Regions from separate parts of the Homo sapiens genome. Here region 2 is linked to region 1. The links are chromatin loops, found by intact Hi-C in ENCODE. Cell type or tissue: HepG2. All regions are shown on one strand. Each heading gives the region's core, and the rest is flanking DNA. Links, peaks and the distances in the headings are about the cores only.

Evidence for each region. Peaks named below come from ENCODE experiments on the same cell type or tissue, not always from the same donor. Only the 100,000 strongest peaks of a DNase experiment are listed, where the experiment ranks them.
Region 2: it touches region 1 in a loop (4-fold over the local background); 6 of 110 quality-filtered maps call a loop at or near these places.

Annotation. Positions count from the first base shown.
Region 1 is chr10:114,716,479-114,722,009 of GRCh38, reverse strand. It overlaps a transcript of ABLIM1 not described here. Among named protein-coding and RNA genes, the nearest start is that of ABLIM1, 61 kb to the right of the region's middle. In HepG2, for the core only: no CTCF peak of the experiment used is centred there; a DNase peak (open chromatin) is centred at 2,569.
Region 2 is chr10:115,127,065-115,132,595 of GRCh38, reverse strand. ATRNL1 (attractin like 1) reads right to left here. Exons shown (of 29, transcript NM_207303.4): 4 at 4,875-5,003; 5 at 3,061-3,269. Among named protein-coding and RNA genes, the nearest start is that of ATRNL1, 36 kb to the right of the region's middle. In HepG2, for the core only: a CTCF peak has its summit at 2,640 (motif pointing right); no DNase peak of the experiment used is centred there.

The sequences.
Region 1 (5,531 bases), core at 303-5,302:
ATATTCACATATACACATGCAAACACACATACATGCACACATTTTAAGGGACAAGGTGAGGAAGAAAATTTGTTTTCCTGGTGTTTCTTTTTCCCCAAGCCTTTGCTTATAGGAATCCCACTGGTGCCCAAAAAAAGCCTTTCAGGTATTTCTTTACAGCAGGGCAACAACAGACTAATCCAACATGGAACTTTGATTATAAGGCTTAAAAATTATCTGCTTGGCCGGGCGTGGTAGCTCATTCCTGTAATCCCAGCACTTTGGGAGGCTGAGGCAGGTGGATTACCTGAGGTCGGGAGTTCAAGACCAGGAGTTCAAGGGCCAACATGGTGAAACCCCGTCTCTACTAAAAATACAAAAATTAGCCAGACGTAGTGGTGCATGCCTGTAATCTCAGCTACTCGGGAGGCTGAGGCAGGAGAATCATTTGAACCTGGGAGGCAGAGGTTGCAGTGAGCCGAGATCCTGCCACTGCACCCCAGCCTGTGTGACAGAGGGAGACTGTCTCAAAAAAAAAAATTATCTGCTCAGGGCATTTAGCTATTCTCAGGGCCTGCTTGGCCATTCACCAAGGATGCCCCTCCAGACTGATATGTCTGGGAACAGCAGGGAGCGATCACCTGGGCACCTCCTTAGACATACATGCTCAATGGGGTCCTGCTGGCCAGGCTGAGTCCATAAGCCATCACCCACGAGCTGTGAAATCCTGAGGCCAAGATTTCCTTGTGCTGCCTCCACTCCCAGAGGTGAAGCTCACCTGTCAGGGAGTTACTGCTAACTAGGGAAGCTGCCCCCAAAGGGATCACGCCAGTAACGTGTTTGGAAAAAAAACACAGTTAATCCTCCAGTGCCACCAAACCAGACTTTGTAAAGCTACTCAATCTATTAATAGTGTGGCAGCCCTCCTTATCTCAACTGAGCACAAGTGCCAACTAGTTTCCAGGTCAGGCGTTTATGTAGTAATCAGTGACATTTGATGTTAGCCAGATTTACCAGGTGTGCTGACCCTGGCTTAGGATCTTTGAGAGCAAAGTAGGGACTGGGGTCTCAGACCTTCTGGGTTTGGTTCTAAGCCACTGCTGGGAATAACTTCTTTATTTAGACACCAGTAGTTATTCTTGCTTGTTTATTTGCACAGTTGGAGTGGTGAAGACTGAAAGTAAGTGGCAGGCAAATGTCTGACATTGAACATAAGGACCGTGTTTGGTGGTTCATGTTGTGCAGAAACCAGGTTTGGTTGTCTTCTTTAAGATTGTTTTTATGCTTGCTTTTTTTTTTTATTTCAATGCATTTTTCCCTGTCTTGTTACTCCCATAGTTGATCCAGGCTAAAAATCGTCAACAAGGAGGTTTCAGGATTATGATTCAAAGGATACTGGAAGTCATTCCTTCCCAAAGATCTCTCTCTGTGTTTTCTCATTGGCTGAAGCAGCCTGTGGATCTCCTAGGGGTCCTGTGAAAATATGTTTCTCCAACAGATGCTGGCGAGGCTGCTGAGAAATAGGAACTCTTTTACACTGTTGTTGGGAAAGTAAATTAGTTCAACCATTGTGGAAGACAGTGTGGTGATTCCTCAAAGACCTAGAACCAGAAATACCATTTGACTCAACAATCCCATTACTGGATAAATACCCAAAGGAATATAAATCATTCTGTTATAAAGATACATGTACATGTATGTTCATAGCAACACTATCCACAATAGCAAAGACATGGAATCAACCCAAGTGCCCATCAATGATAGACTGGATAAAGAAAATGTGGTACATATACACTATGGAATACTATGCAGCCATAAAAAGGAATGAGATCATGTCATTTGCAGGGACATGGATAGAGCTGGAAGCCATTATCCTTAGCAAACTGATGCAGGAACAGAAAACCAAATACCGCATGTTTTCACTTATAAATGGGAGCTGAAAAATGAGAGCACAGGGACACAGGGAGGGAAACAACACACACTGGGGCCTGTCATGGGGTGAGGGAAGGGAGAGCATCAGGAAAAATAGCTAATACATGCTGGGCTTAATACCTAGGTGATGGGTTGATAAGTGCAGCAAACCACTGTGGCACACATTTTCTTAAGAAAGGTTAATTGGATTGTTTATGCTCATAGACACTTCTTCATGGCTTAGTTTTATAAGATAAATTATTGAGAATTATTCTGAAGGAATGGAGGAAAAGGCAGGCATATTTGATTAAAGAGAGGGGATTCTGAAAATGTTTAATTAGCCCTGGGAAGACGGGATTTTTCACAGAGGCCACCAGAATGCTAAAGCAGGGAGCCTGACTTCAGCCAGAACACCCAGCACAAAGCTGCTGGGATCATCCAGCAAAGCACAGACATCAGCCTTTCTGTTTCCTAAGGTCAGCTGTGTGACATCTAAACCTGGGCACAGAGAGAGATGCCCTTATAACTGCAATATCTAGAACTGTATAGTGTATGCCTGACACCAGCCATCCAAAGGTCACGAATCTTTCCCAAATATTCTGAAGAGGGTGAGGTCAGTGACCTTGATAGCGTACTTTCACCTAGCACTCTGGAAATGTGGTGAAGTGTAAGGATAGGATTTGGCATCCAGCCCAAGCCTTTGTGTGGCTGTTTAAACAACTAAGTAACCCTGGACAAGGTCCTTCAGTTCGTAGGTGAATAGAGATCCTCCTTCTCAGGGCTGTTCAAAATTCAGCTGAGATCATCTGTGTAAACTGCCTAGGACTAGGACAGTATCTTGGCCACAGCAGGCAGTCAAAAAATGCTTATTTCACATTTTACAGAGAAATCTTAGATATTTAATTTTCAGACTCTTATGAAACTATAGCCAATATTAATTTTATCATTTAAGGCAGAGAGATCAATGGTGTTTTTTTTGTTTGGTTTTGTTTTTAATCCATTGGCTTCACATTATCCTCCCTACTTTTCACTGTAACCCAGGCCATTCTTGCCAGGTTTACCCTATGACGGTTGGTCATTATTATATAATAACGTACATACATGAACAAAAATCAAACTGCATAAAAGACTCTTCAATGAGGGCATCCTCTGACTATAGGCCCCACTTATACTCCTGGAGGTAGCCACTGTTAATAGTTTCTTTGGTTTCGGAAACCTTCTAGTAACTTTTCCCACATGTATACGCATATTTATCTTATTCATTTCATACATGAAAGCAACCATACATACTCTTCTGCACCTTGCTTTTTGTTGTTGTTGTGGAATTTATATTAAATTAATATTGAGTGATACGAAGCCAGATTATTTGGAAGGTCTTGGGCAAAAATGGGAGCATTGTTGGTTCAATGCAAAAAATGAATTTGTTTAAGAATCTAGGACTTGAGCACCTTTAAAACTGCAAGGGATTTAATTATATTCCTTTGGCTTCTAGTCTGATTCCCCCCGGAAGACCTTCTGGGTTAATTATGGGTCCCAGGGACACTTGGCAGACACAGCTGCTGCATTGCTGTTCTACAGAGGTAATTAATCACCCCGCCTGAATCAGGAGAGAATGCTCTATTCTTTGTCCTCATTACCAATAGTTTTTGGAGAAGGAAAATTTTTGAACAAAATGGAACCACATATGATTCTTTTCAGAATATACAGCAGGTGATTAGGAAGGTGTTTATGTATTGGGCTTACTACTATACAGTAGAGAAAACGTGTGTGTGGGGGTGGGTGGGCTATGGAGAGAGCAGTAAATCACTTAACTCTTTGGGGCTGGCTGCTGATAGTTTGGAAGTTTTATTTGAAGGGACACTCTACATACTTATTTTTCCACCATCTAGTTAGTTACCTGCCATTTTTAATATTACAGAATCCTAGCTTAAAGAGGCATTAGTGCCTGCCTTTCTTTCTTTTTCTTTTTTTCTCTTTCTTTCTTTCTTTTCTTTCTTTTTCTTTCTTTCTTTTTCTTTTTCTTTTCCTTCCTTCCTTCCTTCCTTCCTTTCTTCCTTTCTTTCTTTCTTTCTTTCTCTTTCTCTTTCTCCTTCCTTCCTTCCTTCCTTCCTTCCTTCCTTCCTTCCTTTCTTTCTTTCTTTCTCTTTCCCTTCTTTCTCTCTTTCCCCCTCCCCTCCCCTCCCCTTCCCCCCCTTCTCTCCTCTCCTTTTGACAGGGTCTTTCTCTGTCACCCAGGCTGGAGTGCCATGATGCAACATGGCTGATGGCAGCCTCAACCTCCCAGGCTTAAGCGATCCTCCTGCCTCAGCCTCTTGAGTAGCTGGGACTATAGGTGTGCACCACCATGCCTGACTATTTTTTATTTTTTGTAGAGACAGGGTTTTGCCATGTTACCCAGGCTGATCTTGAACTCCTGGGCTCACGTGATCCACCCGCTTCAGCCTCCCAAAGTGCTGGGATTACAGGCATGAGCCACTGTGCCCTGCTGATCATCTATTTCAATGAGTACTTTCACCTATTTACTTATTTGGAGGCAGTTTTGTCCCCTCAGGGGACATTTGACAATGACTGAAGATGTTTTTATCACAACTGGGAGAGGGGTGCTACTGGCATCTACTAGGTAGAGGCCCAGGGATGTTGCTAAAGACCCTACAATGTGCATGATAGCACCCCAAAACAAGATATTATCCAGCCCCAAATGTCAAAAGTGCTGCAATTGAAGAATCCTAGCTGACAGGTTAGTCCAGTGTTCTCCCTACATGATTTCAGTCTTATTGTTTTTGTATTTGGGTGATAGACAGGAATGACCACAAGTAATTTATTATAATGCTGAAATATTTCCTAAGACCATAGACTTTCCGTCCAGCTGTAAGATTCTCAGAATTTCTTCCCACGAGTAGAAGCAAAGACATCAGCACAGAGCAGTTCACTTGCTCCTAAAAAATGATAATGGTAAAATTACTTCACTGGTGAATCATTCACAGAGGAGGCCTGTCTTATTTGCTGTAGGTTCCCCAGCCCCAGGCAGTACTAGGGGCTCAGTAGACATTGGTTGAATGAATGAATGAATGAATGAATGAGATACCATGATGCTTTGGCATCAGTGGGATGGACTTAGGGCAGTGATCTGAGCAGAAATTTGGCACACATGTACACTTGACTTTATGGTAAATATAAGTTCCATGTCAGCTCTGTGTTCATGTGGCAGCTCTCATTAATGGAGCTAACTGTTTCTCCTGTGTTTTCCTGCTCTTCTGCTTTTTTTTTTTTTTTTTTTAACAGTTCCAGGCAGTGCAAGCAATTATAGTAAAATTTATACATAATTGGCATCTGCAGAAGCAGCTAGCATGAACTCAATATTGAAGACCTGCACGAAACCTCTCAAGTAGAGTGTTGTTTGTTCTTGGAGTTTTAAAGGACTCACTTTTGCCTCAGATTCCCAAATCTTTGGTGGTATTATTTAGACCAGATGATTCTAACTTGAAAAGTGTACTGATCTTAACAGTTAGCATGTGTGTTCAGATGAAGTATATCAAGTGGAAGAAAACTTACTACCCTTAAGAAAACATCCGTTGTAAGTTCAGGAGATAGTGGTCCCCACATAAGACAAATCAGAGGAAAAGTTCTACCTTAACACTCGT
Region 2 (5,531 bases), core at 131-5,130, 410 kb before region 1:
CAACAGGTGCTGGAGAGAATGTGGAGAAATAGGAACACTTTTACACTGTTGGTGGGACTGTAAACTAGTTCAACCATTGTGGAAGACAGTGTGGCAATTCCTCAAGGATCTAGAACTAGAAATACCATTTGACCCAGCCATCCCATTACTGGGTATATACCCAAAGGATTATAAATCATGCTGCTATAAAGACACATGCACACATATGTTTATTGCGGCACTATTCACAATAGCAAAGACTTGGAACCAACCCAAATGTCCATCAATGATAGACTGGATTAAGAAAATGTGGCACAAATACACCATGGAATACTATACAGCCATAAAAAATGATGAGTTCATGTCCTTTGTAGGGACATGGATGACGCTGGAAACCATCATTCTCAGCAAACTATCGCAAGGACAAAAAACCAAACACCGCGTGTTCTCACTTATAGGTGGGAATTGAACAATGAGAACACTTGGACACAGGAAGGGGAACATCCCACACTGGGGCCTGTTGTGGGGTGTGGGGAGGGGGGAGGGATAGAATTAGGAGATACACCTAATGTAAGTGACGTGTTAATGGGTGCAGCACCCCAACATGGCACATGTATACATATGTAACAAACCTGCACGTTGTGCACATGTGCCCTAGAACTTAAAGTATAATAAAAAAATAAAAATAAAAATAAAAAAAGGACTTAATATAAAGCTAGGTTTTTCCTCTGTGTTATCTTAATAAAACCCAAGTTTCTAGAGGGTAACACTCATTTTTAAAAAATATACATTAGGCATACAGCCAAACAGAATAAGTAGTCAAGCAACAACAAAGGATAAAATATAATGGAGGTAACAACAATCTGTTACTCTAACCTAAATAATCCAGTTCCAAATAACACCTTGTATAAAACTACCAGATTTTGAACCTCATAAAGATTGCCTCGGCAGTCCGCATTTTCACATGTCTCTCATTCTTTGATCATTCCCCATTTGTCCTAGAAGCAAATCTATCTCCTCTTCTTACCTCACTGATTCCTTCCCATTCTATATATATCTGAAATAAAAACATCATTTTCCCCTAAATGAGTTTGCTCACAATCCTACCTTCTTTGGAGCTATGCTTCCTTAAATACAGAATCAGGATCAGTTTGAGGCACAAAGTAACCAGTCTGCACATAATTTGTCTTGAAAACACCATATTATCTCATTTACAAGGCCTCCTTCAAACATATCAATTCAGAAATCATTTCCTTAATTATTAAGAAAATGGTATAAAATTGTCTTATTTCTGCGTTTTATAATTTACAAAGCACTTTCACACTATTCTCCATATAAAATATATATGTAGTTATAAATATATGTGTATATATGCATACACACACACATACACACACACAGACAAGTAGTTCTTAGACTACTGATAATATAACTTTGCTTTAAAAGTGAACATACCCAGTATTTGCTTCCTCATTTCCATTTGCTTATAGACATATTAGATTCAGGAATTCTTATGATTTGGGACATTACAGATGAGAATAATAGGATATGAAAAGGCCAAAAAACAAAGGCCAGAAAAAAATTCTTAATACTTTGAATCAGATCTATATTACAAGACTTACACAAAATAAAGCATTTCAAAGAAGGACTAATGAAAGTAAGTAAAAAACAGAAAAGGGGCAGAGTTGTTCACAGAGAATGTTATACAAATGTATTCCTCATTTGCTTTTAAGACTGCTGAAATGAGGTGGAGACTAATAGCAATTGAAGACCAGTTTGAAAAATACTGTGTATATGAGCTATATTTCTATTTCTCAGGCCTTAAATCAAATATAATATGGATACACCACTGTCTCTATAGAAAAGACAGTTATTTTAGTTTCACGACAGAAATGAAAATAAAATTACATCTCAAGGCACTTTTGGGGGGAAGAAAAGTCATAAATGATTAAAAGAGTCACTTAAAATACATGTCCCTGTAATTACAAAACATTTAGAAATTTGCATCTGACATAATTGCAATTGGTAACCAAATTCGATTTAATAAGAAATCATAGATCTTTTGTGCAGTTGACATACCTAATATTTTTTAATGAGCTAACATGAGCTTAAGACAGGCATAATTTACACAAAGCCTAAAATAATTCCTCTAAGTAAGTACTCAACATACCCAACAACACTTTTTTGAAAAGGTCATCTCAGGAATAATGAATACAACTTCATGAAGAGTATGTTCTCTTTGGTTTTTAACTTGGGAACTATTGCTACTATTTATTACACTGTGTTATAATAATACATAATCAAGTACTTCAGGTTATGTAATTATTGAGTCAAATTTCCCTATTTCAACAGGATTAATATGTTGGCACAAAGGAAGCTCTTCATAGGTAAATGTAACTAGCAAAAAGTAAGCTCTAGGTGGGTAGGTATATGTATAAGCATATCTCTTAATTTCATAATGACAATATTTATTATTTTATATACAGATAAATAAGCCAACATTCTTCACTGTAGTCTAAACTTAATCTTTGATGATAGATATTTATAAAAATTACTTAGAAATTCTTTCCTAGGTATCTGACTTCTGCAATAGGCAGCTAAAATACTTTTAAAAATAGTCTAGTTCTTTTTAAAATAGCCACAAGATGTCAGCCTTTCCTAAGAAATAAGTTTCATATACTGCAGTCCCTTTGAACATTTATTTTTGTAGTATACTATTTATATTACCCTTATAAATCAAATTTGAATGCACCACATTAAATTCAGTGAAGTCACCAAATTTGGGGAGATTCAACAACAAATTACAGAAGACCATAATTATCACACACCTAACAATTCAGTTTCATATATAACTTCATTTGATCTTCAAAGTAGTATGGAGACAAAATCTTTGCCAATTAATTCTATTTGTGACAAAAAAATTATTAAGAAGTTGATTATTAATCTGAACATTCTAAAAATAAAAGTAAATATATAAGGCTTGGGTGTGCAAACTATAACGAAACAAACGTGTGGAATTTGTATTAATCTATTACATATATGAATCAATGTTTCAAAAGCCATCACACCACACATGCTTACCTTGCCAACTATCATTGCAGACACATAATTTTTCTCCAGTCAGGTCACAGTAACCGTGATCTGGACTGCCGCAATTGGCTTTACAGTAAGGAATATCACAAGCTTCACCCTTCCAGTATTTATCACATTCACAATATACTTGACTTGGAACAGAGACACTAGTTGTACACTTCCCATGACCAGAGCAATTGTTAGGACAAGAATTGATTCTGTAAAATATAATTCATATATATTCAGATTCAAGGTAATTGAAAAAGAATTTTGGTTGATACATCATAAACTTTATAATTTTTATACTGTGTCCTATGTGCTTATAAATGTAACAGAATTTCACAATGTAGTTTTAATTCTTTACTCTGTACCCTCTTACTCTTATGAAATTGTTAGTATTTATTTGCAGTTGGTCTTATTTTATTCAACAGATTTACTTTGATACCAAGACTCCAAATGTCTAACGACTACATGCTCAACATCTGCAGGATCTGTACGGTTCCAGGCAAAATGTTTTGTAAAGACTTAAGTACTCAATGTTTTGATTGTATATTTTACAGAAAAAAATTAAATTCATGAAAATTCAAAACTATATGAGAAGTCAAGATATAACTTGGTTGTATAATATAAAAGAGCATGCTATCACCCATACACTGTTATTGAAGAAAAGGTATGTTTATCATATTTAGCTTTAAGACTCTTTTTTTTTTTTTTTTTTGAGACACAGTCTCGCTCTGTCGCCCAGGCTGGAATGCAGTGGTGCGATCTCGGCTCACTGAAAGCTCCGCCTCCCAGGTTCACACCATTCTCCTGCCTCAGCCTCCCGAGTAGCTGGGACTACAGGCGCCCGCCACCATGCCTGGCTAATTTTTTTGTATTTTTAGTAGAGACAGGGTTTCACCGTGTTAGCCAAGATGGTCTTGATCTCCTGACCTCGTGATCTGCCCGCCTCGGCCTCCCAAAGTGCTGGGATTACAGGCGTGAGCCACCATGTGATTATATTCTACTATATATTTGTTCTCCCTTGCATACATACTTGGATACGTTGTAGGATAAATAAATTCCATAATAAATTGCTGATTCAAGGATATTTATAATATTTCTGGTGAAAAATTCTCTGGTTACCAATTTCTACATTCTGAAGAAAAGAAAAAAATAATATATAGACTTCCTCTCTAGCCATTCCTGTGAAAGCATCTCTCATTACTTCACCCTCAGTCTTCTAGATATAAAAATGTATATAAAGTATCAGGCATATAATAGATTCTCAATGAATATTACTTTTCTTATTTTAGAGGAGATAGTGGTATAGCCACTTAACTCTTAAGCCACAATTTCCTCATGTGTCAATGGGAAATATACCCACTTGACAGAATTGAAGGTAATTAAATGACATAATGTATGCATAGCTTTCAGTACAGTCTCTGCAATAGGGACTACAAAAACTTAGCTCCCATAATCCTCTTCAAATTACAAGTGATATACCTTAGAGCACTGAAAGGCAGTTCACAACTCCCTGCAGTCTCACCACATCTGTTGCTACCAGTAAAGCTACACTAGTACTTGTTTACTTAATCACTTGCCAAAAAACAATTGTCAATTTCATAATTAATTTTCAACCAAACTTATAGGTTTAGATCACGTTTTGTGGCATATTATTAAGATTTTATGTCACTTAAGAAGGGATCCTGCCTACTAATTTGAAATTTAACACGGTAGCCTGCTTCTGGTATACAAGACATTAATAAAAATAAACAAAAAAAACCTCTTTTACATTAAATTACAAGAATCATTAAAAGAAGGAATTTTTAAAAAATACTTACGAATAGAAAATGTTGAAACCAGTTAGATTATACGCAGCATCACTAAAAAAATGTAACAGTGCATAGCCAGATGTAGTAACAACTTCAGGCACAGTTTCATTGCCCCTTATTTCAGGGACTATCAAACCACTAAAAGAGAACAAAACTGAATATTGTATGTATAGATATACATAAGACTGTTAAGCACATAAAATTTACTCAGAAATATTCTTACCAGGATCAGTAATGCTTGTACGTCAGAATGGGCAACTAAAAGGAGAATACATCTAAAAGAAGTCCCTATCCATTTCTCACTAAATTAGTTCTACTACTGCTGCCAATACACTAAAATCTACTCTCATGCCACTGTACCCCATTTTTTTTCTTATCACTATTTGTAAGGCAATGTCTCATTTCTCCTTTTTGTCCTGCTATCCATCCTGTCATAATACTACAGGGTAGTCTTCCACTTAATTCATATAAAACTTCACTTAAAGTCACCTTGCTACTCTAATAAAACCCTGTACCTTTACTCATTCTGATTGGTTTAAAAATCCGATGAAGCTGGAAGACACTCTACATCAGTTAAGCAATTACAATTACATTCTAGTTATAGCTGTACATTTCCAATACATTTATCTAGGTGATTTAAAATATTTACTTCAAAAAATTTAAAAC